Regions from separate parts of the Homo sapiens genome. Here region 2 is linked to region 1. A link is an interaction called in ENCODE POLR2A ChIA-PET data of the cell type or tissue named here. Cell type or tissue: MCF 10A. All regions are shown on one strand. Links, peaks and the distances in the headings refer to the core of each region. The heading gives the core; the rest is flanking DNA.

Region 1 (16,096 bases), core at 4,231-6,730:
ACCACAGCCTTTCTCCTAACAGCCCTGATGAAGGTTCCTGTGATTCTAACACTTTAAGAATCCATGTGTTCTTGCTTTTGTCATGGAATGGGGCTCACTTTGTCTTTTTGGATTAATGATGATGGCCCACACAGGCGGAGAGGGGTCTGGGCTGGTTCGTGGCCTGTGCCCTCAGATTCCTTCCTCACCCATTCCCTGCTCTGCTGTCTTCCTGTGGAGTGGAAGCTGACCCATTCGGCCTGTTTCCCAGGCCAGATGTCAGCCGGCGCCCAGCTACGTTTGCTCAGTGGGAGTCTCTACTGGGAGATAAAAAGGGAGAAACCAGAGTATTTCTCCTCCTTCTCCACCCCATCAGATCCATACTACTAGGAGCTTCTCTGTGGCTTTGGCTTCCGCTACACAGGCCACCATGATTCTAGCTTCTACCCAGTAACCTAGGTATCTGAACTTAGGTAACAGGTAATTCTCCCTCTGTGTCTCCTAGGGTGCTTACTAACCTCTAGGTTGCCTCTCTGTCCCCTGCTGGCATCTCAGCCCCTCTGTTATCTGTGCAACCAATCCCTTGCATCGAAGTGCTTCTGCTCTAAATACTCTAGTAGTTTCTGTTTCCTGTTTGACTCTTATTGATACAGTGTCACTTGCCGTTAATTTGGGGCCTCTGGGATAAGGAGAACTCCCTAATAAGCATCTTCTCTCAGTGTTTGATGGGAATATGGGGCCATATGGGATATTGGTACCAGGCTAAAGCAAATCATTTAACCCAAATGAACCTGTTTCTACAGCTATAAAATGAGTATAAAAATATCTTTTCCATCTATTTCCAGAGTTACTATAAGTATTAAATTCTTTAAAACCATGAAAACATTTTGTAAAGTAGTATACATACCCTACAAATATAGTAATAGCATTATATCAGTGCTCATCTCAGCTTCATTCTTTCTAGCTGTGTGGTCACAGGCCAACTTAGCCCCTCTGAAGCTAATTGTGGAAGAAAATAATAGTTCATATATTAATAGATTGTTTTGAAGTTCAAATGAGATAACCAATTATAAAACTGTTCAATGTTAGTACTTGGTTGGAGATGGTAATGGTTAGCTTTACTGTAGTTTTACAGTAAAGTTTGGGTAAATTACTTAACATCCCGTGAGCCCTTGAATTCCTCAACTCTAAGATGAGAATAACAATGCCAATGTGAAATTAATTAATTATGCATAGATACTTGTAAACCTTTTTTTTTTTAAATATACAAACATAAAGGTATTATTTTTGAAGAGAACCTCTCCCTGAAATTATATTTTATCCTGGAAACAGCCTGGGTCAGAAACTATTGTCCACTCTCCTGGGCAAATGATGGCATACCATATTCCCCACATAGCATGGGCTTCAGGCTCACCAGATGTTGGGGACTGATTCCAAGTACTTGGCAGGGAGGCCAGTGCTGCCGCAGACCTTATCAGGTGCCTTCTTAATTGCTCAGGGAGGGAGGAGGGTAGACAGCTCTCTGTGTTGGATTGGGTGGGCCTTTGGATGCTCACAGCAGAACTGATATTAGTAACTGACATCCTTAATCAGATTTGTGTCCGGCCTGTGCACACAGGTTAGGACCTGATAGCCTGGCTTTGAGTCCTGGCTCCACTATTCACCCGCTGCAGTTTGGGCATGTTACTTAACCTCTTGTTCCCCAGTTTCATCTGAAAATGAAGATTAAAGCCCTAACTTCTTCACAGGGTTATTGGAGAAATTGAATGAATGAATCCACGTAAAGCATTTAAAATAACACCAGACAAATAGAAAGTACTCTGTTAGGTTAATTGTTATGATCAGTATTTTCTTGTAATGAGAAAGCAGGTTTCCAACATTAGCATGTATACCCACTACATGAAGTGGCAAGAAAAAAACTGACCTTTCAAAGGACTTACAAATCCCATAGCCAGAGGCATTCTTGTTAAACCTTTGTCTGGGACTTGAACTTGACCAAGGTTCCCACTGAATGTTGAAAATTGGTTTTTGTAGCCACAGGCCAAAATCTCCATCTAGGAACTGATTGGGAGCATAGACTAATGGAGATGGGGTGAAGGAGGGCTACTATTGTGTTCCATGTCACAAGCAAATGCACTAAAGATGTTAAATTTTAAGAATCAAGACTGTATTAACTTAGCTGCCTTATTCTCTACAGCAGTAGAGAATTCTGGTTAAATACATTTAAATAGAGCTCCCTGGAGAACTAGAATAGTTTTACAAATCCATCTCTTAAGCCTGAATTTTCACAGTGGTCCCGTGGTTCAAATGAGTGGTTATGGATACAGATGCTATGAAAACAAGTGATCCCTGCACTAGAACTGGTTTAATACATTGTGGCCCAGCTTTTCTCCAGGAGATCCTATTAGACGAGGTCCTCATCTCTCTGCCCATCTATTATGGCTCTTGTATTCCTTGTCATTAGAGTAAAACTAGGTTTTACTCTGCATATCTCCTTTCTCACAAATATTTGTAGAGTGCCTACAATATGCAAGGCGTGGTACATCTAGGTACAGAGAGATACAGCGGTGAACAAGAGAAACAGTCCTTACCCTGTGGGGCTTGTGGGTGGAGGTGGGAGTTTAACACATCATTTAATTGTAATTACAATAAGTATTGTGTTATGAAGGTACAGCGTGGGTAAGAATATCACAGGGAACCTATTTTAAGTCAGGATCCTCTCTGAGGAAGTAACTTTTAGGTTGGAGCCTGTTAGATGAATAGGGAGACACCAGGCAAAGGCAGGAGGAGAATGCTCCAGGGAGAGGGAGCAGCAGACACAGAGGCCCTGGCGTGGAAATGACCATGGCATCAAAGGAAACAGCAGAAAGCTGCAGAGCAGGTGCTGTGAGTGTGGCTGGCAACGTAGGTAGAAGCTCAGTGGTGCCTGCATCATCAAGGGCAGGTTAAGAACTTGATGAATGAATGCCTTTAGGCAGCAGATTAATTAACACAGTTAGATTGGTGTAGAGTGCCCTATATATGCTCTCTGGACAATCCCAACCTCATTCACAGCTCTAGTCTCCCCTTATGCTAATGACTCCCAAATTTACGCCTCTATGCCAGTCCCCTGCTGAGCTCCAGACCTGTGTGCCCAACTACCCAATGGACAGTTTGCTCATCTGTATCAGGAGGAGATGAACTGATGGACACATGAGACCCCTTCCAGCTCTAGAGTTATCTGACTTTAGGGGTTCCTAGAAAGGAGGGATCACTCAGGAGGAGGAGGTGGTGAAGTTGAGCCAAGCCTTGAAGGATGATAGGTGTATCATGGGGGACTTGGCTCTCCAAGTCAAGCTGGAGTCCCTTCTTGGCAGCCTTTCTTTCCTTGCTGTGGACTTTGTGCCTGGAGAACAGGCCAAGAGCACAGGTTGCTCGTGCCATTTTATAGATCTCTTTTCTGCTGCAGAGACCCTCCATTCAAGACCCAGACATACTTGCAAAATCCTATGTTTAGGTCACAAATGTCAGTTGAACTAATTTAGAGTAGATGAACTGGCTTGCTATCAAATCACCATCACTGGACTAATGGTTACAAAATCCAACTCCCACAACAGCCTCTGAGTTCTTCTGAGATCTGGCCCCTGCCAGAACACCTTTTTTGTGTCCTGCTTGACAGTCTTTGCTCCAGCCACAACTATTTGTAATATTTGTACTCACAGTCATCATACTGTTCTTGACCCCTCCTCGTTTACTCTTATGGTACCCACTACCTGGAATATCCTCCCCAAATGATCAGAGCATTTACTGCATTGTACAATAATTTGTGTAATACTCCTCACCATCCTCCTGATTATCCCTATCATATTAATCTCCAAATCTGTACCACCTGGCAAAGGTTTTCGACAATGTTTATTCCATGAATTAATAAAGTAGTGACTGAACGTCCGGTTGGGTGATCTGTGACCACCTCAAAGTCAGCTTGACCTCCCCAAACATGTTATCACATACACCCATGCCCCATAAACTAACCTAAGTGGTCCTTTCCTGTGTTCCCATACTGCCCTGGCACTCCTTGCCCCCTAAAAATATCATTAGATGATAACATTCTGTTTTCCTGGCATCTTCCCTTATAGCACCTGTAACAATGTTCAGCACATGGTAGATACTCAGTAGTTGTTGGTTAAATGAATAAAAGAAGAAAAAGACCAAAGGAAAGAGCCAGTTAGCTCTTTCTCCAGTGAGATCTTGTTTTTGGTCTTCCCATTTGTAAAAGAAGTAACTGCGTAAAATGACTTCTGATACCTCTATTCTGAATTTGATATGGGCATACAACTGTCCGCCCAAAGTATCTAACACAGTGGCTAAAGAGAGAGGTTACAGACTGGGCAACATTGCAAGACCCCATCTGAAAGAGAGAGAGAGAGAGAGAGAGAGAGAGAGAGGAAAAGAAAAAAAAAAAAAGCAAAGACACTTTGGAAGGCTGACATAGGTGGATCGCATGAGCTCAGAAGTTTGAGACCAGCTTGGGCAACGTGGTGAAACCCTGTCTCTACAAAAGAAGACAGAGAAAACAAAATACAAAAAAAATTAGCTGGGCATGGTGGCACACACCTGTAGTCCCAGCTACTTAGGAGGATGAGGTGGGAGGATCACGTGAGCCCAGGAGGCTGAAGTTACAGTGAGCCAAGATTGTACCACTGCACTCCAGCTTGAGCAACCATGAGACCCTGTAAGAAAGAGAAAGAAAGAGAGAGAGAGAGAGGAAGGAAGGAAGGAAGGAAGGGAGGGAGGGAGGGAGGGAGGGGGAAACGAAAGAAAAAAAGAAAGACAGAGAGAGGAAAGAAAGGAGGATAAAGAAAAGAAACAGAGGTTTAAATGCTCACTTCACCCCCCATAGCTTTAGAGAACCTTGCAACGAGTATTAGACTGGAGTAGACTAGAGTTTGGGAACTGGAATTTTTGTTTCAGTTTCACCATTCAGTAGTTACATCACTTTGAGCAACTTAGTCTCTCTGGTTCTTCATTTTCTCCTTGATAAAATTAGTTAGATTAGGTAAACTTTAAAACCATTTTAGGTTCTGAACTTCTGTGATTCACAGGATAGTGTTTCTGGAATTTAAAACATTACAAGTGCCAAGGGTAGGTGCGCTCTCAAATGAAAGGGGAGTTCTGGAATTCTCTGCAGCAACAGAAAGAGCAAAACACCCTAAGTTTACTTAACAGTTTGCTACTGAAGGCTCTTTGGAAGTGTCAGATTCACCAGATGGAGGGCTTCACAGCAGCCTCAGAATGATTCAGCACGGTGCCCCACAGTCAAGGCTGACTTGCTGCCTCATGATTCCTGGTCTGGCGCAATTTCCTCTACCCCATGTGAAGGGGGATTTAAGTACAAACTTGGCACTCAGGGTTAAAATTACAATATTAAGGCCGGGCACAGTGGCTCATACCTGTAATCCCAGCACTTTGGGAGGCCGAGGTGGGCAGAACACCTGAGGTCAGGAGTTCGAGACCAGTCTGTCCAATGTGGCAAAACCCCATCTCTACTAAAAACACAAAAATTAGCTGGGAGTGGTGGCGTTCGCCTGTAGTCTCAGCTACTTGTGAGGCTGAGGCAGAAGAATCACTTGAACCTGGGGGGTGAAGGTTGCTCTTAGCAGAGATCACACCACTGCACTCCAGCCCGGGTGACAGAGCAAGACTCTGTCTCAAAAATAAAATAAATATTAAATATGCTCATTGAGACTACACTTGCCACTCACAGCCGTACAGTCCTGCCTTCCTCCAGAGACACCTTCTGTCCCCCTGGGAGTCACACCCTCTTCCCTAGTTGTGAATCTTCAGTCTAGGATATTATATGAAAACCTATTTGACCAGTCTAGGGCAGCCAGGTTCCCTACCATGTGTCTGTTTTTCATAATCATTGTTAGGAGACACAGCACCTTAATCAAATAAATATCTGTTGCACTTCTCACATGTAAAGCTCTGTGGTATAGTTTCTGCCCATAAAGGCTTTATTGCAGATTGTTAAAACTATAATAATGTTTCATTACCAGATGGTAAAATTAACATAGACCAACTTTCCTTCTTCTAATGGGATGGAATAAAATTCACTCCAGTAGAGTAGAAGAGAAGAAAACAGGATAGGGGAAGGAACAAAAAAAAAGCCAGGATGCATCTCATCCATAAGGGTAAAGCATTACTTTGTGAAACTTTAACTATGTGTATATTCATGATAAGACAGGCTGTAAAAAATGCTTTCCTTCTTGTGGATTGTGATTTTTTTTCAAAATGTGAAGAACACTGCCTTACAGTATGTCCAGGAATACAAAATTAAATTATATGAGCAATCACGTGGCAAGGAGCAGGAGATGTACTGAAGGAGAGCTGTGGGGGTCCATAATGAGTAAACACCAGGGAAAGGATAGTCCAAGGACAGGGCCTCAATGCAGAAAGTGGTGATGGGGAGATGAAAGAAGGATTTGTGTGAAAAGAGACAGTGGAGCTGAGCATTAAGCAGATTGGGAGGCTGTGATTTAGTGAGACAAGAGTTAGGGAGAGGATATGCTGTGTCTGGGAGCACGGTGTGAACAGAGCTACAGTCAGCCCTTCCTGTCTGTGGGTTCTGGATCCACGATTCAACCAACCACAGATGGAAAATATTCAAAAAATAATAATAGCAATACAGCAATAAAAAATACATAAATCAACAGCAGAGGCCAGGCGTGGTGTAACTGCCCAGTGGGTTCACCTTGCCTGCTGCCTAGATAGAACCAATTTATCAAGACAGGGGAATTGTAATGGAGAAAGAGTAATTCATGCAGAGCCAGCTCTGCGGGAGACCAGAGGTTTGTTATTACTCAAATCAGTCTCCCTGAGCATTCAGGGATGAGAGTTTTTAAAGATAATTTGGCAGGTAGTGGCTTGGGGAGTGGGGAGTGCTGATTGGTCAGGTTGGAGATGGAATCATGGGGGGTGCCAAGTTAGGTTTTTCTTGCTGTCTTCTGTTCCTCGGTGCAATGGCAGAACTGGTTGGGCCAGATTACTGGTCTGAGTGGTGTCAGCTGATCCATCGAGTACAGGGTCTGGAAAATATCTCACGCACTGATCTTAGGTTTTACAATAGTGATGTTATCCCCAGGAGCAATTTGAGGAGGTTCAGACTCTTGGAGCCAGAGGCTGCATGACCTCTAAATTGTAATTTCTAATCTTGTAGCTAATTTGTTAGTCCTGCAAAGTCAGACTGGACCCCAGGCAAGAAGGGGGTCTTATTGGGAAAGGGCTGTTACCAATTTTCTTTCAGAGTCAAGCCACGAACTGAATTCCTTCCTACAATTAGTTCGGCCTAAGCCCAGGAATCCCACAAGGACAGCTTAAGGGTTAGAAACAAGATAGAGTCAATGAAGTCTGATTTCTTTCACTGTCATAATTTCCTCAGTTATAATTTTTGCAAAGGCAGTTTCAATTGTGGCTCATGCCTATAATGCCAACACTGGGAAGCCAAGACAGGAGGATTGCTTGAGCCCAGGAGTTTGAGACCAGCCTGTACAACATAGGGAGACTCTACCAAAAAAAAAAAAAAATTTTTTTTTTTAATTAGCAGGGCATGGTGGTATGCACCTGCGGTCCCACTTACTCAGGAAGCCTAAGTAGGAGGATCGCTTGAGCTCAGGAGGTCGAGGCTAGTGAGCCATGATCATACCACTGCACACCAGCCTGGGTGACAGAGTGAAACACTGTCTCAAAAATAAATAAATAAATAAAATACATGTGTGTGTGTTTGTGTGTGTGTGTGTGTGTGTGTGTGTGTGTGTGCACAGAGAGTAGCAACTATTTGCTTGGCTTTTACATTGTATTAAGTATTATAAGTAATGTAGAGATGATTTAAAGTATGTATGAGGATGTGTGTGGGTTATATGCAAAATACTACACCATTTTATATCAGGGACTTGAGCATCCATGGATTTTGGTATCCATAGAGGTCCTGGATCCAGTCCCCCAAGGAGGCCAAGGGAAAAATGAACTCTGATTCCTTGAATTGCAGTCCTCCTACTAGAATGAGCCTAATTTTGGGAGCTTCACAGTTTTGTTGGATTGTCATCGTTGTATTTTTTGTTTCCTCCCTTCTAAGTTTATCTGTATTTTTTTCTGAATCTCCTGTTTAACTTTATCTTCCAACCTGTTTACTGAATTTTTCTTCTCTGTTATCAGATTTTTAATTTCTGAGAGCTCTTTTGCTCTCTGAATGTTCCATTTTTGTAGCATTCTGGTTTTCAGGATGCAATATCTTCTCTTATCTCCCCAAGAATATAATGTATAAGATTTTCCTGCTTTGGATATTGTCTCTACAAGAATCCCAGAATCTATTTCTCATGGCCCTTCATACTCAGGCCTGTCCCTTCTGCTCTATGGCCATACCCACCAAGGAAAGTTTTTTAGCCCTCTGTTACTACTTCTAGAGACATCACAAGTTGCTACTTTGTACCTCTTAAACACTGTACCTTCTCTCTCTCTAGGAAGAAGTTGCCTATGAAGAAAGGGCCTGTGAAGGCGGCAAATTTGCCACAGTAGAAGTGACAGATAAGCCTGTGGATGAGGCTCTACGGGAAGCAATGCCCAAGGTCGCAAAGTATGCGGGGGGCACCAATGACAAGGGTGAGTACCCCTGCAGGATGTGGCTCTGGTCTCGGGGACCAGCTTTGCAAGGTCTCACTTCATCAGTGGTAAATGCAAGTGAGGGGCTACAAGGCACCTGTAGTGACCTGTTTCAATGACCTGTGAACCTCCTGCACTGTGTGAACAAGCAGTTTATTGCAGGAATGTGGGGAAACCACTCTGATATCAGCCCAGTCTGTCCCTCACTTGAAGGCATCCCTGCTCAATATCTCCAAGTTCCTGCTTCACTCCCAGGTGTGGGACCATAGGCTCTATTTTTTTTTTAACCCTGCAGTGCTTATTATGTCTTTGGATTGGTTGACTAGGTGGCGTGTGCCCACAGTAAGCTGAGCTACAGCACAACGCAAGGCCAGCATCAGGCTGGAGATCCCCAGAGTCAGCCCCTGGTAGCTCAGATTCTGCTGGGTCCTGAGGCTCAGTGAGCAGTGAGGTTCCAGACCCTGTCTGGCAAATGAAGGGTCTGAGAATTCTTGGGCCATCCTGCTCTTAAAAACTTGGCAGTTCATGCTGGCCACCTCTCTACTTTTAAAATGATAAGCCTGAAGTCTCATGAAAGGTGTACCTGTTAGATGTAAACCATATTTAAAAATGAGTTTGACTCGTGAGAAGCCCTCTAATTTGGGTAGCATTTTGGAATCACTGCAAAACAAAAATGGGTCAGAAAGCAAGAGGAAAAAAAAGAGATGTGTTTAATTTTTAGGATATTTCTCAAGCTGATAATTTAGAGAGCTAAAAACGTGTGTTAGCCTTAGTAACATTTACTAGGAGCTGCTCTGTCTATTGAGTAACCATTCTTTTATTCCTTTACTTACTTAAAAAACTTGCTTTAAAAAAAAAATTTACTAGGACTAAAGTAGTCAGGCTTTGGAAGATACGTTAACCTGTAGGAGGTCAGGAAGAAATCTTTTCCTTCTTAACACTGTCTTAACATTTTTTTAAATGAAAATATGTATGAGAATTATAAAACTCACTAAAGAAAACCTTTAAAATAACAAAACAGTATTCCCTAATTCCCCCATTCAATACAATCAATGTTGTCTTTTGAATGTATTTTTTAGGGCTTTTTAATGTAATCTTAGTGTTCCTATAATTACATATCCTGCTTCTGTTAGTTATTATTTCATAATTATTTTCCACTAGTACCAGAGTCTTCTTAAGCATAATTCCTAGCTACATTATATTGTATCATGTGTCTGTAATTTACACAGACATATTCCTGTTTTGAACAGAATTTATAATTCTGCTGTAATGAATATCTTACTACCTATAGCCTTTTCCATATTTTAGATTGATGTTTTAAATAGGCAGTAATTAAATACTGGCTAGGCATGGTGGCTCACACCTGTAATCCCAGCACTTTGGGAGGCCAAGATGGGCAAATCACTTGAGGTAGGAGTTTAAGACGAGCCTGGCCAACATGGCAAAACCCCATCTCTACTAAAAATACAAAAATAAGCTGGGTGTGGTGGCGCACACCTGTAATCCCATCTACTCAGAAGGCTGAGGCACAAGAATCGCTTGAACCCAGGAACCCAGGAGGCAGAGTTTACAGTAAGCCGAGATCATGCCACTGCACTCCAGCCTGGGCAACAGAGCAAGACTGTCGGAAGAAAGAAAGAAAGAGAGAGAGAGAGAGAGAGAGAAAGAGAGAGAGAGAGAGAGAGAAAGAGACTGATAATCTACAGTCTTGATATATATTGCCAAATCATTTTTTAGAGTTGTACCACTATACTCCTACCAACAGCGTATACAAATAACAGGTGTTCATGTATTTCTGTATTTTTAACACTTGAAATGTTCATTGTTAATTTCAAGAACAAAAACATACCACTTTGAAAGACGAATGGAACTAATGTGTCTTCCACAGCCCTGAGCAAGCTCTGTCTCTGATCCCTGCCTCACTCTGTGCTTTTGTGTTTTCAGGAATTGGGATGGGGATGACAGTCCCTATTTCCTTTGCTGTGTTCCCCAATGAAGATGGCTCTCTGCAGAAGAAATTAAAAGTCTGGTTCCGGATTCCAAACCAATTTCAAAGCGACCCACCAGCTCCCAGTGACAAAAGCGTTAAGATTGAGGAACGGGAAGGCATCACTGTCTATTCCATGTAAGGAGACAATCCTTCAGGCATCCATGGGTGGCGCTTGATTCCCGTACCACTCCTTGCATCACCTCTGGCAAGCATTCGCGTCAAATTTTTATGGTTGCTGAATTAATTTAAGTAGGAAATGCTGAATCCTAACAGTTTCTCATTTTAATTTCTTCAGGCTGCAGCACACACACATTTGCATTTTATCAGAATAAATGCCTTGGCCAGTTGCCAAATTGATGGGACGAGCTTAAGCTTTGCTTAAGCTTACAGTGAATGTCTACATTAGCCATAGCAGGGTTCTAGGAGACTCAGCAAATATCTTAAGTCAAGCCATGGTCTGGATTCGTGGACACATGGGAAGCATAAAGGGCTGAGGAATACCTGATTTCTACCCCACACTCCCTTTGAATGCCAGAGAGCAGGGAGCATTTGCTAGAGCTGGGCTTCCATCCTCCTTGTTGTTCCTGGATGGTAGTCCTTTGAGCAGAGCACACATCTATTCTCTTGTCATCCTGGTCCTGTTTCCAGGACTTCATGTGGGGTCATTTTCCCTTGACTGTAGAGAATAGCAGGTGCAAATGGTTACTAGTTTCTATCCCTTGTGCTCCAAACTGCCCTCAGAAACCAAGTCTTCTAGATCATTGATGACTCCTCACATTTGTTAAAACACTCCCATGTGACAGGCACCAAACCAGGCTCAGGGAAAGACCAGGATCTTCACCAGAAGTAATCATAGGTGGTTTGGCTCCGCTCAGGAGCAACCTCATGAAAAATTCACATACATATAATATTGCACTGGACTGAGTATTGGTCCACTTCAGGGACCTCCAAACTTGGCTGCCCTGCTGCAACCCTGAACCTGATGGTGGGACCATTTTCCCCGGAGCTGTGTCAATGTTCTGAGAATGTGAGTTTCACCGCTGTGTGTAGTCCTAGGCCAGGTGACTGCAGGGCCCTCCAGAGGACAGTGAATGTAATGCAGCTGGGAGCTAGCACCGGAGCCTCAGCTCCTGTGCTTGTCCTGCAGTCCTCATTCAGACTTCCCAGCTTCCCTTCAGAGGGTGTGGAGAAAGCAAATTAACTTAACAATATCTTTTCCTAGGGTGGAGATGCACCTTGGGTGCAGCATTTAAGGAAGCACTCACTCTCACAGCTGTCCAAGTGCAGGATGGGGACTGAGAGTGAGCGCCTCCTTAAATCTTGTGCCCTGGGTTAGATGTCTGCTTGTCTTTTCCATTCTATTTCCTGTGTTTGGGAAGCAGCAGGTATAATAAAATGAACTTGTATTTTATTTGAATTCCAGCTCTACTGCTTACTAGCAGAATGATGCTTGGGAAGTTAGCCACTTTAAGACTTAGCTTTTGCATTTGTTAAGTGCTGATAATATAACCTCCTATATATGATGTGTGTGTGTGTGCATGTAATGTAACCTTATAGGATTATTGTTAAATATCTTTCAGTATTTACTAAGATACTATTTATGTATTACCTAATGTTTATGACCTGAAGCAGGTTTTGGCAATTACCCCTTCTGTCTGTTCATTCTTATTTCATAAGGAATGAGATAGACATGATTGAATCAGTTCACATTAAGACTTCAAGCAGATGGGGCTAGTTTCTGATCATTTGTTTTACCAGACCCTGAGTAATGAGTGGATATAATTTTTTTTTCTTTTGTCTTTAACTTTTTAGTATGGGAATTTTCAAACTTATAGAAAGGTAGAAGCATATAAGATCATGAAATCATATGTGCCCATCCCCTACCTACAGCAACGATCAGCTCAAGGCCAATTCTGTGTCATGTGTATCTTCACAGCATTCACCCAGCCCTACCCTGGATTATTTTTAGGCAAATTCCAGACATTATATTATTTCATTCATAAATATTTCAGGTAATTACTGAAGATTTTTTTAAAATATAATCACAATACCTTTTTTCTGAAATTTCAATAGTACTTCATTAATTTATAATATAAAATATTCAATGCTCAGATTTCCCCCATTACTTTTTTTTTTTTTCCAACGGAGTCTCTCTCTGTTGCCCAGGCTGGAGTGCAGTGGTGCGATCTTGGCTCACTGCAACCTCTGCTGCCTGGGTTCAAGCAATTCTCCTGCCTCAGCCTCCCAAGTAGCTGGGAGTACAGGAACCTGCCACTGTGCCTAATATTTGTAGTTTTTTAGTAGAGACAGGGTTTCACCATCTTGGCCAGGCTGGTCTTGAACTCCTGACCTTGTGATCCACCTGCCTCGGCCTCCCAAAGTGCTGGGATTACAGGCGTGAGCCACCACGCCTGGCCATCATTTGTTTTAATATTTTGTTAGAATCTGGATCCAAGTCAGATTTTGTAGTACTTTCTTTTTGTTGTTGTTGTTAAGAGACAAGGCCTTGCTCTGTTGCCCAGGCTGCAGTGCAGTGGTGTGATCATAGCTCACTGCAGCCTCAAACTCCTGGGCTCAGGTAATCCTCCCACCTCAGCCTCTCAAGTAGCTGGTACTACAGTTGCACACAACCACACCTGGCTGATGGTACATTTTTAAGCTTTTATTAATCTGTGAATTTCTTTACCAACACAACTTTACATTCTTCCTTTCCATCTGTGGATCATTTGTCTTCTTATTATCTGTACTGGATTTTGCTGATTATATTTCCGTGACATTTTACCACATCCCTCTGAGCCCCGTATTGCCTGTAAATTAGTAGTTGAAACTAAAGACTAGATCAGATTCAAGTTTTTGAAGTTTTGGTGAGAATATTTCCTACGTGGTGGTGTTTACTTCCTTCAGGGGCCCACAGTGTCTGATTGTCCCTGATTGAGTGATGTTGGTGACCATAGTTCATCATTGCCTAGATGTCTTGTTCCATTAGAGGCCATAAAACGATAATGTTCTCTGTTTCTCCTTCTTCTTTTATTACCTGCAATATTTCAGTAAAGAGAAACTTCCCCTCGTTTACTATTTGGCTTCCTTTATTTCATATAGAAAAAGCCAGATACATGCTTACTTGATACCTTCTCTTTATTTACCAGTTTTCAGAATGATAATTTCATTCTGTAACATCCTCAAGGTAAAGTGGTCTGCATCTTCGTTTTTTGAGTGTAATTATAAACATATGAATTTAAACATATTTGATACGTTTCAGTTTGTTACAGATATTATTCTTATTGATGCTCTAATTGCCCCACTGTTGGCCAGCGGGAGCCTCTTCAAGTTGGTTTGTTGGTCCTTTTGACACAGCTCCAGTAGTCGTTGATGGCTCCCTGGCTTGCTGGTATAATGAGATGTTTTGAGCACATCTTAGCATTTCTTGCCCTAGAGCTAGAATTAGCCATTTCTCTAAGGAACGCTGGTTTCTTATGGTGGGAAGGGGTATACGGGTACTATCAAAGGCAGGTCGGTGACCATTTCCTTTTAATTCTCTGAAATCTAAACAGCTGAAAGTGCCAAATGTGGTGTCTAGCCTGGCTCCATGGAATTTTTAACACGGAGTTCTCACACAGCATATGATCATTCCTCAACTCGCCACTTGATGTCACTGCATAGTCAAATGAGCATTCAAAATTACCCTGCAGTGGTTTGTGTTATTTCTGATTCTGTTGAAAGCAATGTTAATGAGATGGTAGAAGGCAAATGTACTACTTCAAATGCAAAAGTACTCTATCAAATAATGCAGTGAGTGCATTCAATGACAAAATTAATTCTAAAATGAAAGCCTGGCGTCCTTCATTCAGTCTTCCTTCTTTATGACCTTGTGAAGAGATGTTTACAAAGGGATTATACATTTATTAGCATCGTTAATTACCGGTGCTTTTAGATGAATAGAATGCTGTGAAAAAAAATAGCACTATCAGAATATGTTTAGTATTCACAAGAGGCAATAGAATTATCCTCACACTTAGACCAGCAGCAACATTCCAGACTACTGTCCTTTCTCTATGCACTTAAGTTAGAGTTTGGCCTTTTCAGCTCATTTCAGCACCAGGTTCTCAATAGGGACCAACAGCAGGAGAAGTTTGATGGTCTTAATGAAACTTTCACGGTTTAAATGAAATGTCTAGATATAAAGGAAAAAGTTGGAAACCAGGAGTTTATTTTCAGGGTAACCTATGCTCCAACCCAGTTCATCATTCAGTGGCCATAGGACCTTTGGTATATTGCCAGCCTCACTGTACCTCAGTTTCCTCATCTGTAAGATGGGCATGAGTACCTAGCTTTTATGGTGTTGTGAGGATAAAATATGATAATACCTGTAAATACCTACTCAATCCTAGACATGAGGTAGACACTCAGTAAATGTTAGCCTATTCTCCTCCTCCTAACTTCACCTCCCTTTGAGAATTTGATCAAGTTTTATTAGAATTAACAATAAAAAAGTCAAAGTTACTGCAGATACACTTGGGTTAGAACCTCAGCTCCAATAATTATGAATTTTGTAACTTGCAGCAAGTTGTTTAATCTTTCTGAGCCTCAGTTTTCTCATCTATAAAATAAGATTTCTAAGGCATGATTGCAAAGGCCGGTTTCATTGTGCATTTGAAAGAACTTTGTCAGCTGTCAGCACCTAGGTTGCTGATGTCATTTTTCCCTCTAAATGACCAGGCCCCAATGGAGGCCATTGGCAGCTTGGGAAGTTCCGCCTAGAGAAAGAGAAGTTTGGAAGAAAGAGCTCAACTGCTAAACTCTTAGGGGGTTCCCACATTACCACTTAGGAGATTTACAGACCAGTGTTTGCCCATGTTCCTAGATAATTCAACCCTGTTTGTAACCACAGGAAGTTGGGACCAAGGGTTTTCAGTCTTAGCACCCTGCTTTGCCCCCTCACTTTGATTAAAAGGGGCCTTGTCCAGCCGTTCTATTGAAAATAGCACCCTGTCCTTTTCTGTCCTCTTATCCAGCTTTATTTTGCTTTGCTTCACTTATAATCAATTGCATTATATATCTCTATCTGCTCATTTATTTATTGCCCTCTCCCCACTAGAATGCAAGCTTCCCAAGGGCAGGGCCTTTGGCTAGAATATAACAAGTGTTCAATAAGAAGCTGTTGAATTGGCCATCACAGTGGCTGACATCTGTAATTCTAGTACTTTGGGAGGCCAAGGCAGGTGGATCACCTGAGCTTAGGAGTTCGAGACCAGCCTGGGCAACATAATGAGACCCCGTCTCTAAATAAAAAACAAAAACAAGTTGGTGAATGGATACATGAACAAAAGAGCTTCATCCTTGCCTCTCCTGTGCTTCTCTCTCTCTGCTCTGTCCCATAAAGATCTTGGTCCCCATCATAGCTTCAGCTGTCACCAGTGTGTTGGTAACTTTCCAGCCTAACCTCTGTCTGTCTCCCCTGAATGTCTTGCCATCCCATCAGACTCAGCATGGAGC
Region 2 (16,096 bases), core at 5,927-8,426, 110 kb after region 1:
AAGCCACGTGAAAGCCAAGGAAAACTTCCCCCACCAGGTCCGTAGTTAGCTCAGCAGCTCCACCTGTCAGAGTCTAGACAGGCACCATTAGTGCTGCCCTGGGGCTGAGAGATCAGTATCTCTCCTTTCCTAACTGCCTCTCCTAAAGCCTCGACAATGCAGGCTGATTGAACGGGGGCGCCAGATGAAATTATGAAATGAAGGAATTTGCTTTGGTGCCTGGTTTCCCCTCCCTCCACTGCCCACTCCTCTTCCAGGATCAAGCCAATCGGACCGAAACTCGTCTTTGTTTACGTGTGGAACGATCCTGGAGTGGCTGCCCGCCTGTGTCGGGGCTCAAGCCAGGTTCTACCCCATGCCACGGGGAGGCAGGAGGGACTCTGTTTTTAAAGTGGTTATCAGCGCGCTTGGTAAACTAATCTGGATTATTCTGCATATGAAGAAATGGGGGAAGGCCCAGGGCTCCCCAGCTTTCTCTTCACTTCTCCCCACACCCCAAGTCTCCAGAGCCTAAAGTGCTTTTAAAATGTGACCTACTGGAGACTGTGACCCCACCATTGTTAGGTTTTTATTTCACTCCCAAAAAACCACAGGCAGTGCCTTGAGTGTTGGAACACTTTGAGGTATGCAGCCCAGGGGTCTGTGAGTCCACCCATTTCACACCTAAGACTCCCAGGGGTGTGTGTGGCAGAGTGGGGGTGGGTACTGAGAGACTGGTGGGACTGCAAATGACAGTGCTTTATAGTGTGTGCCATCCGCTAAGTCAGGGCTTCTCTCCGGACCCCAGCGTTCTCGTCTGTTCAAGAAGTTGAACTAGACTACCATTGTACAATAGAACTATAATTCAAGCCACAAACATAAGCCACATTTGTTTTTTATTTTTTGTGTGTTTTTTCTTTTTTAGACAAGGTCTCGCCGTCACCCAGGCTGGAGTACAATGGCACAATCGGCTCACTGCAGCCTCAATCACCCAGGCTCAAGCTATCCTTCCACCTCAGCCTCCCAAGCACCCAGGACCACATGTGTGCATTACCACACCTGGCTAATTTTTTTGTTTGTTTCTTGTTTGAGACACTCTCACTTTGTCACCCAGGCTGGGGTGCAGTGATACCATCATGGCTCACTGTAAGCCTTTACCTCCCAGGCTCAAGCAGTCTTCCCGCCTCAGCCTCCCAAGTAATTCTTTTTATTATTTATAGAGACAAGGTCTCGCTGTGTTGCACATGCTGGTCTCAAACTCCTGGGTTCATGCCATCCTCCAGCCTTGGCCTTCCAAAGTGCTAGGATTACAGGTGGGAGCCACCACACCTGGCCCACATATGTCATGTTAAATTTCTAGCCACATTAAAAGAAGTACAAAGAAACAGGAAAATTAATTTTAATAACACTGTATATTTTTTACCCAAATATGATCCCAAATATGATCATTTCAACATGTAATCAATATTTTTAAAAATATTAAGGGGCTATTTTACTTCTTTGGTTTCCAACTATATCCTCAAAAACCCAGTGTGTCTTTTATATTTAAAGCACCTGTCAGTGTGGACCAGCCACATTTCCATTGCTCAAAAAGTGTGTGTGGCTTGTGGCTACCACACTGGATAGTGAGGACTAGTTGTCCCTGGTGGCTCTTCCAGCACGGAGTCTGAATCACCATGTCTAGGGTGAGTTTCATGACATCGAGCAAAAGACGTCAAGTCTGAGGATGGTGAAAGAACAAAGATGATGTGGTTTTGGGGATCCTACCCTATCTCTACACCCCCTCCCCAGGACCACATTCCCATTAGGTCCTCCTAATGAGAATGTGATGAGTGTATTTGATCTTTCCTTTGTTCACTGTTCTCTGGATGGTATCTGTCTGGCAGGTCCAGGGTGTGTGAGACAGAGAGCATGTGTGGGGATGCTTGTTCTGAACCTGTCTTCAGTCATTGCTCTTCACTTTGCTATTGGCTTTGTTTGTTGTTGTTGTTATTCTTAGAGACAGTGTTTCACTATGTTGCCCAGGCTGGAGTGCAATGGCTATTCACAGGCCACCATAGCTCACTACAGCCTCCAACTCCTGGGCTCAAGCCATCCTCCTGCCTCAGCCTCCTGAGTAGTGCCATTGACTTTGGATGTCCCACCTTGTCCTCTTAGTACTCTCTTTTCTACTCTCCTCTTAACCTCTTGGTCTCCTCCTATCCCTTTATGGAGACACCTGCCTGCACAAAGCCAGGACTAGATGAGGCCAATGAGGCAACCAGAGCACAGATTTCAAGGAGGCACTCCACAACTTTAAGAGTGAGTGCCCCTTTAAATCCTGAGCTCTAGTCCCCTTGCTTGCCTCTCCCAGTCCCGGCCCTGCACCTGTGTCCCTGGGGGCTGGCTCTCTGGAAGAAGACAGGGAGGACTAGGGCAGGTGGAATAGCTGAGTGATTCTGGGGTATCTGAGTGATTTTGAGATGCCCCAGAGGAGAAGAAGGACAGGACCAGTAGATGGAATCATTCACTTCCTAGGTCTCTCATCCTATTAAAATGGTCTGCAGACCAAGGTTGAGGGTTCTTGGGAATAAATGAAAGAAACAGTAGGACGGGGGTCTGGAGACCCATGTTTCACTCCCAACTCTAGTTATCATCCTTAGAGTGTCACCCGGTTGAAAGTGATGGGTAGCTTTGTTGAGCAACACAGAAGAAAGCTCACCAGACTGGAAATGAGGAGAGGAGAAGAGAGAGCCCCACAATAAGGGCGCCATGTTCCCCCAAAAAGAGAGGCTGATCTGATGGTGTAGAGGACCTTCATTCAGCTGCAAGGCCAGCAACGTGTGGGCAGGGGTTAGGGGGCCTATGGCCCAAGATCACGGGCCTGGGTCTGCCTCATTCAGGAAGTCCCAGAACTCAGTCCCTGCTGACCCCTTCCCTTCTGATGTCCACCAACCATCACCACCGAGATCCCCACTCTTGATTGCAGGAAGGAAGCAAGAAAAGAGACGGCTCTGCCAGTGCCCTGATCCTGACCCCCTTCCTAATGCCGCCTTGGAATTCCCGGCTGCAGGACCTCAGGCCTGGGGCTTCCCCTTTCTCTCCCTTTGCTTTTTTACTGGCAGGATGGAAGGTGCTACTTGTTCCCTTCCCTGACCTCAATTAAATCTCATATAAGAAGTACCTGAGTTGGTTGGAGGAAGGCGGAGAGGAATTCCATTTCCTTAGGTTATTACTTTATTGGAGCTGCTAGTGTCGGTGAACCACAGCTCCTGCCAGGTTCCTGCTAATAGTGGTTCTTCCATTCAATCACTGGAAGCATTTGAGAGCCACCTAAGCACCATGCATTGTAGGGAATACAACAGAAGTACGAGAAAGACCATACTCGATCTTTATCCTCTGAAGGGAATGTCCGTTTATTGAGTGAGTCATTTAGCAACTATAAATGGTCTTCTATGTAACTCTGCTGGAGAATCAAAAGAAAACTGCATTTAAGAAGCTCAGTGTGGGCCGGGCACGGTGGCTCACACCTGTAATCCCAGCACTTTGGGAGGCGGAGGCAGGTGGATCACCTGAGGTCAGGAGTTCAAAACCAGCCTGACCAACATAGTGAAACGTCGTCTCTACTAAAAATACAAAAAAATTAGCTAGGTGTGGTGGTGCATGCCTGTAATCCCAGCTACTTGGGAGGCTGAGGCAGGAGAATCACTTGAACCTGGGAGGCAGAGGTTGCAGTGAGCCAAGATCGTGCCATTACCCTCCAGCCCGGTCAATAAGAGTGAAACTCCATCTCAAAAAAAAAAAAAGAAGAAGCAGCTCAGTCTGGTGGAGAGATGGGCAGTAATCAAACAAAAACAATGCATTGTGGGCCAGGCGCGGTGGCTCATGCCTGTAATCCCAGCACTTTGGGAGGCCGAGGCAGGCGGATCACGAGGTCAGGAGATCGAGACCATCCTGGTTACCACGGTGAAACACCATCTCTAATAAAAATACAAAAAATTAGCCAGGCGTGGTCAAGGGCGCTTGTAGTCTCAGCTGCTACTCAGGAGGCTGAGGCAGGAGAATGGCGTGAACCCGGGAGGCGGAGCTTGCAGTGAGCTGAGATCGTGCCACTGCACTCCAGCCTGGGCGACAAAGCAAGACTCCATCTCAAAAAAACAAAAACAAAAAAAAACCAAAAAAAAAAAACAATGCATTGTGTGAGGTGTCACACCAGAAAAAATGCACAAGGACCACGGTCAGGCACAAAAAGCTGCAGTCAATACTCACCCCGGAATTCAGAGTAGGCACTACTGAGGCAGGGAGGCTTAAAGGATGAGTTAAGGCTTTTCAGATGGAGAAGAGAAGAGGGGCAAGGATCAGGAAGGGCATTTCATGCAGAGGGGGCAGAATGCACAGAAGCACAGAGGCATGTGTCAGCCCTGCCTGTTAAGAAAGTGTGAGCACACACCGGGCATAGTGGCTCATACCTGTAATCCCAGACTTTGAGGCAGGAAGATTTCTTGAGTCCAGGAGTTCAAGACCAGCCTAGACAATGTAGTGAGACCCTCCTCACTACAAAAATTAAAAAAAAATTAGCCAGGCCTGGTGGCATACACCTGTAATCCCAACTACTCAGGAGGCCAAGGTAAGAGGATCACTTGAGCCCAGGAGGCTGAGGCTGCAGCGGGCTATAGTGGTGCCACTGCACTCCAGGCTGGGCAACAGAGCGAGACTCTAAGAAAAAAAAGAAAGAAAGTATGAGCACAACCTGTGGGCAAGAGGAGAGGCATCTGGCCAGTGTCCAGTGGCCAGCTTGAGTCTGGAGTCCCAGACTCAGAAGCAGAGGGGCACTGAAGGCATGAAGTAGGGATGGTCACAATGCCATGTGTGAGAGGAAGAGCCATTCCTGTGGCCCTAAATCCAATAACTGGTGTCTTTATAGGAAGAGAGATACAGAGACACAGAGGAGACAGACACACAGAGAAGGCCTTGGGAAGACAGAGGCAGAGCCTGGAGTGATGCTGCTACAAGCCGAGGAACCCAAGACTGAAGGCATGGGATGCTTCTCCTTCAGAGCCTCCAGAAGGAACCTACCCTGCCTACACCCTGATCTTGGACTTGCACCCTCCAGAACTATGAGGCAATACGTGTTTTTGCTGTTTTAAGCTGCCCTGTTTTTTGTACTTTGTTACAGCAACAATACACCTTTGAAATGTACACCTTTGAAATTTTTGCATATGCCAGCATGTGACATGCTAAAAAGAGTCCACCTAGCACAGCAGGAGTCTCTAGGGCTTCATCTCCAATGCCTTGGTTTCATCCCCCGCCCCTCCCTGCCGCCCCCCCGCCCCACACCCAGTCCCCAGGTGGAATGGAGACAGGAGTGGCACGTGCAGAGGGCAAACACGTGCCTGCTGAGTGAGAGATGACACCTGAAGCCCCGGAATGCAGTCTGTAGGGAACCCTTGCGGTCAGGAGGCTGGCCAGCCCCAGCGCTGCCTCTCAGGGGGCCTCTCATTGTTATCAGGCTATTTTAAAAACTTCCCCACCTTCTCTGGGATGGACTTTAAGATTGCACTCATTCCCAGGGTCTTAACTCCAAGGAAATTCATAAACCGAAGCCCCTTCGCTGAAACCAGAGAGGTGCTACCAGTAACCCCACGGCTGGGTTAGAGAATCCCATTAAGTACGCAGGCTGGTTCAGTGACATGAAACCCAGCGCAGTTGTGGGATTCTCCTTCCCACTCCATGAATCTCCTCTGACTTCTCTCGCTCTCTCTCTGAGGCTGTCTCAGGGCAGGGAGGGGAGCCAGTGGCTAGGAAGGCTCATACCTCAGCCTCATTTTTGATCAGGCCTCATAAATCAGTCTGTTCTTCTGGTTCTTGCTGCTTAAAAGCCTTTGCCTGACCTAGAGGCAGTAATTGGGAGTGAACTTGAACATTGGAGTTAGGAAGAACTGGCTTGAACCCTACTCAACAGCATGATGGTCTTTTTCCTCATCTAAGGAAAGGGCACTCACCACACTGAATTCACAGGGTTGTGGTGAGCATCAGATGTAATTTACATCTAGCACTCAGGAGATTTTCAGTAACATTTACTCACCCGCTTTTGGATTTCTGACATCAAAGGCAAGAAGGAAGGTAGCTTCGTGAATCGGCACATAAAGACAGGCGGTGGAGCTGGCAAAACTGCCTTCCAGCCTCTCCCCTTGGTCAGGCCTCATCCTCACTTCCTCCTCCACAAACACTCCTATGCTTTCTTTTTTTTTTTCTCGCTCTGTCACCCAGGCTGGAGTGCAGTGGCGTGACCTTGGCTTACTGCAGCCTCCACCTCCCAGGTTCAAGCAATCCTCCTGCCTCAGCCTCCCGAGTAGCTGGGACTACAGGCGTACGCCACCACGCCCAGCTAATTTTTTGTATTTTAGTAGAGATGGGGTTTCACTGTATTGCCCAGGCTGGTCTCGAACTCCTGAGCTTAGGCAATCTGCCCACCGCTGTTGTGATATTGTAAAGGCTTATGGGATCAGTTTTGGGGTGAATATTTGAAACTGGGATGATCCCTTAAAATGTTATAATCTCTTACTTTCCCCAGCAGAATTCTGGAAGTGCTTTCTCATTAATTCTCTTTCCTACTTCACGGTAAAATCACTCGTGCTGGTGCGGCTGAGTGGGATGGAATGGAACACCCTGACGGTGAGGCAAGAGTCTGGTGACACATCAGGTGTTAGGATATAGAAGTTAACATGAAGTTTGCCAATCCCCAGAGGAGTTTAGAATAAATCAATCATCATTTATCCAAAAAGGGAAAATATCACAGAAGCACAAATGATAATATTTTCTATCTCTTTTTTTTTTTCTTTTTTTGACAGTCTCGCTCTGTCACCCAGGCTGGAGTGCAGTGGTACAATCTTGGCTCACTGCAACCTCCGCCTCCCAAGTTCAAGAGATTCTCCTGCCTCAGCTTCCCGAGTAGCTGAGACTACAGGTGCACGCCACCATGCCCGGCTAATTTTGTATTTTTAATAGAGACGGGGTTTCATGTTGGCCAAGCTGGTCTCGAACTCCTGACCTCAGGTGATCCACCCGCTTCGGCCTCCCAAACTACCGGGATTACAGGCGTGAGCCATCCCATCCTGCCTCCATCTTGTTTTTATCCTCTATGGCACCATCTTGCACAAGTTTGAAGTCATAGGCTTTTTTCACAATAGTTCACAGGTGAGATGATTCACTTAGAGTTCCAGTATAGAACACAAATTCCTTGCTCTGCCTTCAAGCCACAACATTTATCCCCCAGCAAATAAAAGAAGGTGAGAGAAATGAAAACACTTCTACTCTCATTGACTGGAACAATCCAGAATTTCAATATAGGGTGACAAGGAACACCTTCACTTTTGAAATTGTTCTCAAATAAACTTGCTTTATTTGCTCTCAGATCTTGCTCTCAGATCTCCTGTATCCCTAAGGGGCTGGGCTGGGCTAAGACCTGTAAAAAGAAAAGTACATTGTCTGAAATTTACTTGATGAGTCAGTGGAACACAGAAAAGCATTTCTACCAAGATAAGAAGGTCAGTAAACAAAGTTAATTCTCCCCCGAGCATAGAGGAAATATTTGGCTTTTCAGTGCAGACTGGCCTGAGGTTTTTAAATATGTTCTTTGTTGTTTTTTTTTTTTTTTTTTTGAGACAGAGTCTCGCTCTGTCGCCCAGGCTGGAGTGCAGTGGCGTTTTCTTGGCTCACTGCAAGCTCTGCCTCCCGGGTTGACACCATTTTCCTGCCTCAGCCTCCTGAGTAACTGGGACTACAGGCACCCGCCACCACGCCTGGCTATTTTTTTCCATTTTTAGTAGAGACGGGGTTTCACCATGTTAGCCAGGATGGTCTCGATCTCCTGACCTGGTGATCCGCCCGCCTCGGCCTCCCAAAGTGCTGGGATTACAGGCATGAGCCACCGCGCCCGGCCTTAAACACGTTGTTTAATACAGCCTCACTCATGGTTTCCTGAGGCATCTGAAGAATGAAACACCTCAGGGAAGACAGAGGTAAGAACCAAGTATTGATTGAAGTCGTACTGTGTGCTAGCTCTCCTTTTGAGTACAAAAGGACTATGGAGAACTGTTCATGTATTCTCTCTACAAACTTGTATAAACCAACTACTGCATGCCAGGTATGGCTAGTGTTTTAGATGAAACTGAATCAGTAAATAAACAAACAGGCCACCTTCAAATAAAAAAAAATCACCTTTGCATCAAAGTGTCCTTAGTCTCCTCTCTTGGGTTAGAAAATCCGATTACCACCTTGTGCTGCCTGTTCTTTTGGTTGCTAAGTTTATTTGGTGTGTTGGTAGGGGAATCCCAAGGAAAAAAGTCAAAAGGGATAGGGGTGGGAAGAGACAGGCTCAGTCTGCTCTCCCAGGCCATGGCTGAGTCTATTCTAGCCTTGTCCCAGATATGGGCCAGTGGCGCCAGCAGACACAAGATATTGCCTGGGTTCTTTAGGTTTTTTTCCCTACCCCGAGATGGGGTCTCACTCTGTTGCCCAGGCTGGAGTGCAGGGTACGATCATGGCTCACTGCAGCCTCGACCTCCCAGACTCAAGCAATCCTCCCACCTCAAGCTCCAGAGTAGCTGGGACCACAGGCACCCACCACCACACCCAGTTAATTTAAAAAAAATTTTTTTGAGACGAAGTTTCACTCTTGTTGCCCAGGCTGGAGTGCAATGGCACAATCTCAGCTCACCATAACCTCTGCATCCCAGGTTCAAGCAATTCTCCTGCCTCAGCCTCCCAAGTAGCTGGGATTACAGGCATGCACCACCAGGCCAGGCTAGTTTTGTATTTTTAGTAGAGACGGGGTTTCTCCATGTTGGTCAGGCTGGTCTTGAACTCCTGACCTCAGGTGACCCACCTACCTCAGCCTCCCAAAGTACTGGGATTACAGGTGTGAGCCACCATGCCCGGCCAATTTTTTAAAATTTTTAATAGAGACGGAGTCTCCCAATGTTGCCCAGGTGGTCTCAAACTCCTGGGCTCAAAGAATCCTTCCTCCTCCACCTCGCAAAGTGGAGCCACCGTGCCTGGCCTGATATCTTCTGTTTAACGGGCTCATTCCAAAGACAACACAGACCCCAACCCAGAGTGAAACTCCTGCAGAGAGACTCTAGGCTGCTGCTAAGGAAACACCCCAGAGCCCCACCATCAGGGACACACTGCAGTGGCAACTCCGAACCACCCTGGCCTGCGGCAGGGGGGCGGCAGAACAAGGGTGCCATTGGACTCTCCACTCACCCACGAGTCATTTCCTTATTTCTCTTGTACTACGCAAAACCACGACTGCCTGAAATGCCTTTTCAAGAAATTGATGGGTGTGGCCTTGGGAGGGAACAGTGTAAATAGGGCCTGACAAAGGTGGGTATTGAGGAGAGAAGAGATCTTACGGGGAAGCGGGAGAAGACCAAGCCACCTTCATCTTGCTAAAGATGAGGGCCCCAGAAGTATGACCACTTGGTTTCCCATAACCAAGGCACGTCTAGATCCCCTGAGAAAGAATTTTTGAATTGAGACCTATGGGAATTCTATTTTCCATTGTAAAGAAGTATGGCTGTCTTCCCACAAAATCATAACAGTACGTGTGTGTGTGTGTCTGTATGCAGAGAGAGAGAATGTTTCATGGTTTTCAAAAGATTTTCTACATGGTGTCCCGTGTAATTCTCACAGCATAACCATAATGTCAATACAACCATATATAGCAAGAGCCTGGAAGTTGGCTGAGCCTGGAGTTGGCTAAGCCTGAATGCCAATTGCAGCTCATTCTTTAAATAGTTATATGACCTGGGGCCAACTATTTAACCTCCTCCTTAGCTGTAAAATGGGTATAATAAGACTTGCTTTGCAGTAATATTAAACACATCAGCAATTATATTGGGGGTGGGGGAACAGGGAGGAAATAGCTTAGTGTCTGGCTCATGATATGGCATCAATAAGTAGTAGCATTAGATGGGAATAAGCTTGACCAGTGAAAAAACTGAAGTTCAGAGATACGGAATGATGTGTCTTAGGTCCCAATTCGGGTTGACTGGGGAGGCAGGACTAGAACCCAGGTCTCTAGACTCTTGTTCCTAGCATCCAGCTGCTATAGCACCCTAATTCCCACTTTAGTACCTGCCCAAGGATAACATTTTAGATAGCAAACTCTGCCATCCTGCATTTTGTTTTCTTTTTCTTTTTCTCTTTTGAGACAGGCTCTCGCTCTGTCACCCAGGCTCGAGTGCAGTGGCGCAACCTCAGCTCACCACAACCTCAGCTCACCACAACCTCAGCTCACCACAACCTCCATCTCCTGGGTTCAAGCCATCCTCCCGCCTCAGTCTCCCTAGTAGCTGGGACTACAGGCTTGCGCCACCACACCCAGCTAATTTTTGTATTTTTTGTAGAGTCGGGGTTTCATCATGTTGCCCAGCCTGGTCTCAAACTCCTGAGCTCCAGTGATCCACCCACCTCGGCCACCCAAAGTGCTGGGATTACAGGCATGAGCCACCGCGCACGGCCTAATTCTGCATTTCTTTTCTTTTCTTTTCTTTGGAGACGGAGTCTCGCTGTATCACCCAGGCTGGAGTGCAGTGGTGCGATCTCAGCTCACTGCAAGCTCCGCCTCCCGGATTCTAGCAATTCTCCTGCCTCAGCCTCCCGAGTAGCTGGAACTACAGGCACACGCCGCCACGCTCGCTAATTTTTTTTTTTTTTTTTGTATTTTAGTAAAGATGGGGTTTCACCAGATTCTGCATTTTTTTAGTCCTGCATTTTCTGCTTTCACCCAAAGGAAAAAAAAAATGAAAGAAATGTTACACTTGAGCTCAGAGACCAAGGCTCCCTATCTTCTGTAGTGCAGGGTTCATAACCTGGTGCCAATGACTGAATTGTGCCCCTCTAAAATTCACATCTGAAGTTTCAACCCCCAGTGTGATGGTATCAGGAGGTAGGGCTTTTAGGAAGTAATTAGATTTAGATGAGGTGATAAGGGTAGGATCCTTATGATAGGGGTTAGTGCCCTTAGAAGACACCAGAGAGCTTCCTCATTCTCTCTCTCTCTCTCTCTCTCTCCCTCTCTGTCTCTGTCTCTCTCTCTCTCTCTCTCTCCATATATATATATATCGTCCTTCTCATGCAAAGAAGAGGTCACGTGAACACACCAAAAAGATGGCCATTGTCCATGAGCTGGAAAGAGAGCCCTCACCAGAACCCAGCCATCCTGCACCCTGATCATGGACTTCTAGCCTCGAGAATTGTGAGAAAATAAATCTCTGTTATTTGACTACCTGTGCTATGGCATTTTGTTATTGCAGCCCCAGCAGACTAAGACACCTAGTGTCCATGGACCACACACACACACACACACACACACAGAGGGACTCAAGGATGGGCCTCAAGTTAAGAACCTTCTCCCTTGTGGTCAGAAATATATTATTTGAGTTCCGGAAATCCAGACAAGTCTGGACAACATAGCAAGACTTCATCTCTACTAAAAATCAAAAAAAGCTAGGCCGGGCACGGTGGCTCACGCCTGTAATCCCAGCACTTTGGGAGGCCGAGGCAGGCGGATCATGAGGTCAGGAGTGTGAGACCAGCCTGGCCAACATGGTGAACCCCCATCTCTACTAAAAATACAAAAATTAGCGGGGCATAGAGTCATGCTCCTGTAGTCCCAGCTACTAGGGAGGCTGAGGCAGGAGAATGGCGTGAACCCAGGAGGCGGAGCTTGCAGTGAGCCAAGATTGTACCACTGCATTCCAGCCTGGGCAACAGAGCTAGACTCCGTCTCAAAAAAAAAAAAAAAAACTAAAAATCAAAAAAATTAGCTAAGTGTGGTGGTACATACCTGTGGTTCCAGCTACTCCCAAGACTGAGGCGGGAGGACCACCTGAGCCTGGGAGCTCAAGTCTGCAGTGAGCTGTGATCATGCCACTGCACTCCAGCCTAGGCACAACCCCAAGAAAGAAAAGAGAAGAAAAGAGAGCATTTTCCATGCCCATGGCTTTCATCACGTTCTCAAAGGAATCCATAGAGAGTAAAAAGGTTAGAAGCACTATGAACCTGTATCCCTTCACCTGTGTACCTGCCAGCATAGGCCAGGTTTGCCTTAGAAGGTGCACCTGGCTGTTGATGTTAAAGGCTGCCTCTCCAGGTGACACAAAGGGGCTGGTAGGGATAGGCCAACACAGGGCAGAGGAAGACAGGGCCCATCCAGGGGGAAAAACATTTCCCTATGTCAGTTTTTGTTTTTGTTGTTCGTTTGTTTAGACAGAGTTTCACACTGTCCCCCAGGCTGGAGTGCAATGGCATGATCTCAGCTCACTGCAACCTCTGCCTTCCCGGTTCAAGCAATTCTCCTGCCTCAGCCTCCTGAGTAGCTGGGACTACAGGCGCGCACCACCATACCTGGCTAATTTTTGTATTTTTAGTAGAGACGGGGTTTCACCATGTTGCCCAGGCTGGTCTGGAACTCCCGACCTCAAGTGATCCTCCCCCCTCAGCCTCCCAAAGTGCTGGGGTTACAGGTGTGAGCCACTGTGCCTGGCCCCTATGTCAGCTTTTTATCGGAAGCCTATTTGCTTACTGCAGGAAAAAATATATATATTTTATCTATAGACAGTAGGATTTTTTTTCCCTTTCACTAAAATACACCATGGAATAGTCATCAGAAGGAAACTTTTGTTTTTAACCAGTATTGTTTCTCTTTCATGATAATGACATCTGATATCCAGAGCTTTTACAGTTTCCAAAGCCCTTGTGCTTGCTTTGTCTTGTTTTTAATCTTTACAGAAACTCTGCAGAGCAGATGCTATTAGCCTCATTTTATAGATGAGGAAAGAAGCTTGGAGAGGTTAAGTTACCATTAGAAAGCGGTGCGGCACCACCCGGCCCAGCCCTGACTGCAGAGCCAAGTAGTCTTTGCTGCATCCCTCTGCCTCCAGAGAGGCCCTCTGGCCCTGCAGGTGGCTTTAACATTAGAGGCTGTGGCCCCTGCCATCTCTCCCCCTAGAGAACTGTGCGGAGGCCCCCGCCCTGCTGAGCTCATTTGCAGCTAATGTTGCCCTGAGGCCTTGGTAAGTTACACAGTCTGCTTTTTAGACTGTTAGGTTTGGCAGGGACTGCGGCTCTGCCCTTAATTTCTCTTTCCCAAGTGAAAATAGCTGATGAATTGACTTCGCTGAGCCGGGCTGGCATCTCTTAGCAAATGTCTCCATTCACAGCTTGTTTTCCATAATTCATGTTTGGTGCTATTATTGTATTTCTACCCATTCCGAGATGTAGAACAGAACTATCAAATGGCCGTGTCTTTATTTGCTATTAGTCAGGGACTTCATTTCTCGGGATCCAGCTCACCTGTAATCTCAGGGCTTCTGGCAGGCAAGGCTACTCTTGTCTAGAACAAGCTGGGAAGGAGATGCTCTCAGTGCCAGGCCTCCTGCTCTCCTCCCCAGTTCCACCCCACTAATTCCAAGTCCTTCCCCATATCTCCTCTGTCCTCTGAGCACCTTCTTCTCACTTCTAACCTGCTCTTGTTTACACTAACAACTTCTGTTGAGCACCTTCCTTATTCCAGCGCTTTATAGTCATTATCCAAACCCATTTTATGCTCCCAGGAAGAAGCTGATAAGCATATTCATGGCAAGGTTTATAAGACAGATAAGGTTTAATGGGCTAAACCCAGGGCACTTTAGAGGAAACCAGAGACCTTCCAGCATTGTAAGCCAGGTGAGGAAAGAAATGTATGCCTCGGTTTAGTTTTGGTTGACTGGCAGTTTCTTCCTATAAGACCTTGAATTGTGTTAAGGATTCACCTGTTCCTCTTTTGCAAGACTGTCTGGCAAGTGTCACTACTCATTTCAGTTCAGTGCAGTGCTATATATTAAGCATCTATTATGTGCAGGGCATTGCACTAATGTGGCAATACAAAGATCTCTGCACAAAGGAGGCTCCCGGACTCCTGGAACTAAGGAAAGGTAATAATGACATTTTTCAGAGGAGATTTTGTTTGTTTCTTTGTTTGTTTTTTGAGACGGAGCGTTGCTTTGTCGCCCAGGCTGGAGGGCAGTGACACGATCTCGGCTCACCACAAGCTCCGCCTCCTGGGTTCACGCCATTCTCCTGCCTCAGCCTCCCGAGTAGGTGGGACTACAGGCACCCGCCACCACGCCCTGCTAATTTTTTGTATTTTTAGTAGAGACGGGGTTTCACCATGTTAGCCAGGATGGTCTCGATCTCCTGACCTCGTGATCCACCTGCCTCAGCCTCCCAAAGTGCTGGGATTACAGGCGTAAGCCACCGCACCCGGCCCAGAGATGTTTTAAGGGCTTCTTCAACTCACTACAGGTTCAGAGTGACTGCTTTACAGACTTAAGTTATAAAATAAGCCCAAAGATAAGACACTAGAAAAAAGAATGAACATACAAATGGAACTAATTTATAAACATATACAAAAAGTTAAGTCCCCTCTCTCGGTTACTGTAACCACTCAAGGGGTTCACCTTGCCCGCTACATAGACAGACCAATTCATCAAGACAGGGAAATTGCAATAGAGAAAGAGTAAATCACACAGAGCCAGCTGTGCAGGAGACTGGAGTTTTATTCTTACTCAAATCAGCCTCCCTGAGCATTTGGGGAGCAGAATTTTTAAGGATAATTTGGCAGATGAGGGGAAGCCAGTGAGCCAGGAGTGCTGATTGGTTAGAGATGAAATCGTAGGAAGTCGGAGCCGTCTTCTTTCAGAGTCAGTTCTGGGTGGGGGCCACAAGATCAGATGAGCCAGTTTATTGATCTGGGTGGTGCCAGCTGATCCATCAAGTGCAGGGTCTGCAGAATATCTCAACCACTGATCTTTTTTTTTTTTTTTTTTTTTTGAGGAATTAACAGTCTTTATTGGGCTCAGACCAGGAGTCCGTGGGTCTTGAGGACTTCTGTGTATTTGTCAATTTTCTTCTCCACGTTCTTCTCGGCCTGTTTCCATAGCCTCATGAACTGTTTCTTCTTCCGGTAGTGGATCTTGGCTTTCTCTTTCCTCTTCTCCTCCAGGGTGGCTGTCACTGCCTGGTACTTCCAGCCAACCTCGTGAGCCAGGCGCCCCAGATAGGCAAACTTTCTTGCAGGCTTCAGACGCACAACCTTGAGGGCAGCAGGAACCACCATCCGCTTTTTCTTGTCGTAGGGCGGTGGGATGCCGTCAAACACCTTGAGGCAGTCCAGAGCGGCCTGGCCTGGCTTGGTCTTGTGGGGCGGCATACCTCGCATGGTCTGCCAGAAGATGCGGCTGGGGGCCTGGAGGGGGTAGGGGCCTCGGGAAGGGTTGCTGTTCATCCGCTTGCGGAGGAAAGCCAGGTACTTCAACTTGTTTCTGTAGAAATTGCCAGAAATGTTGATGCCTTCACAGCATACAACCACCACCTTCCGGCCCAGCAGTACCTGTTTAGCCACGATGGCCGCCAGGTGGCCCAGGAGATGGCCTCGACCATCAAGCACCAGGACCTGTACCTCCGCCATCTTCGGCAGCCGCTTGGGAAAGAAGCACTGATCTTAGGAGCAGTTTAGGGGAGGGTTGGAATCTTGTAGCTCCAGCTGCATGACTCCTAAACCATAATTTCTAATCTTGTGGTTAATGTTCATCCTACAAAGGCAATCTAGTCCCCAGGCAAGAAGGAGGTCTGCTTTAAGAAAGGGTTGTTACCGTCTTTGTTTAAACTATAAACTAAGTTTCTCCCAAAGTTAGTTCGGCCTACACCCAGGAATGAATAAGGACAGTCTGGAGGTTAGGAGCAAGAGGGAGTCAGTTAAGTTTGATCTCCTTCACTGTCTCAGTCATACTTTTCCAAAGGCAGTTTCAAGCTGATTTTCCGCTGTGAGTACTTCCTAAAGGAGCCTGATCTCTCACTGGTACGAGTGACCAGAGGAGGCCCTGCAATGGCAAGCAGGAGGGGGAAAACAGAAAGGCCTAGAAAATCAACTCCAACTGTTTGACAGCGTTGCTTTGAGATGCAGGAAATGAAGAGTGATTGGAATGGCCCGGTGTGATGGTTCACGCCTATAATCCCAGCATTTTGGGAGGCTGAGGCGGGCAGATCACTTGAGGTCACGAGTTTGAGACCAGCCTGGCCAATATGTTGA

The links. Peaks named below come from ENCODE experiments on the same cell type or tissue, not always from the same donor. Only the 100,000 strongest peaks of a DNase experiment are listed, where the experiment ranks them.
Region 2: POLR2A ChIA-PET joins it to region 1 with 5 read pairs; 8 of 35 experiments call an interaction of 5 or more read pairs at or near these places.

What each region holds. Positions count from the first base shown.
Region 1 is chr12:12,981,794-12,997,889 of GRCh38, reverse strand. HEBP1 (heme binding protein 1) reads left to right here. Exons shown (of 4, transcript NM_015987.5): 2 at 8,475-8,613; 3 at 10,558-10,738. The region is part of intron 2 of GPRC5D-AS1 (GPRC5D and HEBP1 antisense RNA 1); the gene reads right to left. Among named protein-coding and RNA genes, the nearest start is that of HEBP1, 10 kb to the left of the region's middle. In MCF 10A, for the core only: no CTCF peak of the experiment used is centred there; a DNase peak (open chromatin) is centred at 5,279.
Region 2 is chr12:12,874,878-12,890,973 of GRCh38, reverse strand. LOC124902881 (a long non-coding RNA gene) reads left to right here and starts at 7,675. Exons shown (of 2, transcript XR_007063214.1): 1 at 7,675-7,979; 2 at 11,107-11,248. It also overlaps the pseudogene RPL13AP20. RefSeq lists an enhancer at 9,025-9,656. In MCF 10A, for the core only: no CTCF peak of the experiment used is centred there; DNase peaks (open chromatin) are centred at 7,133 and 7,433.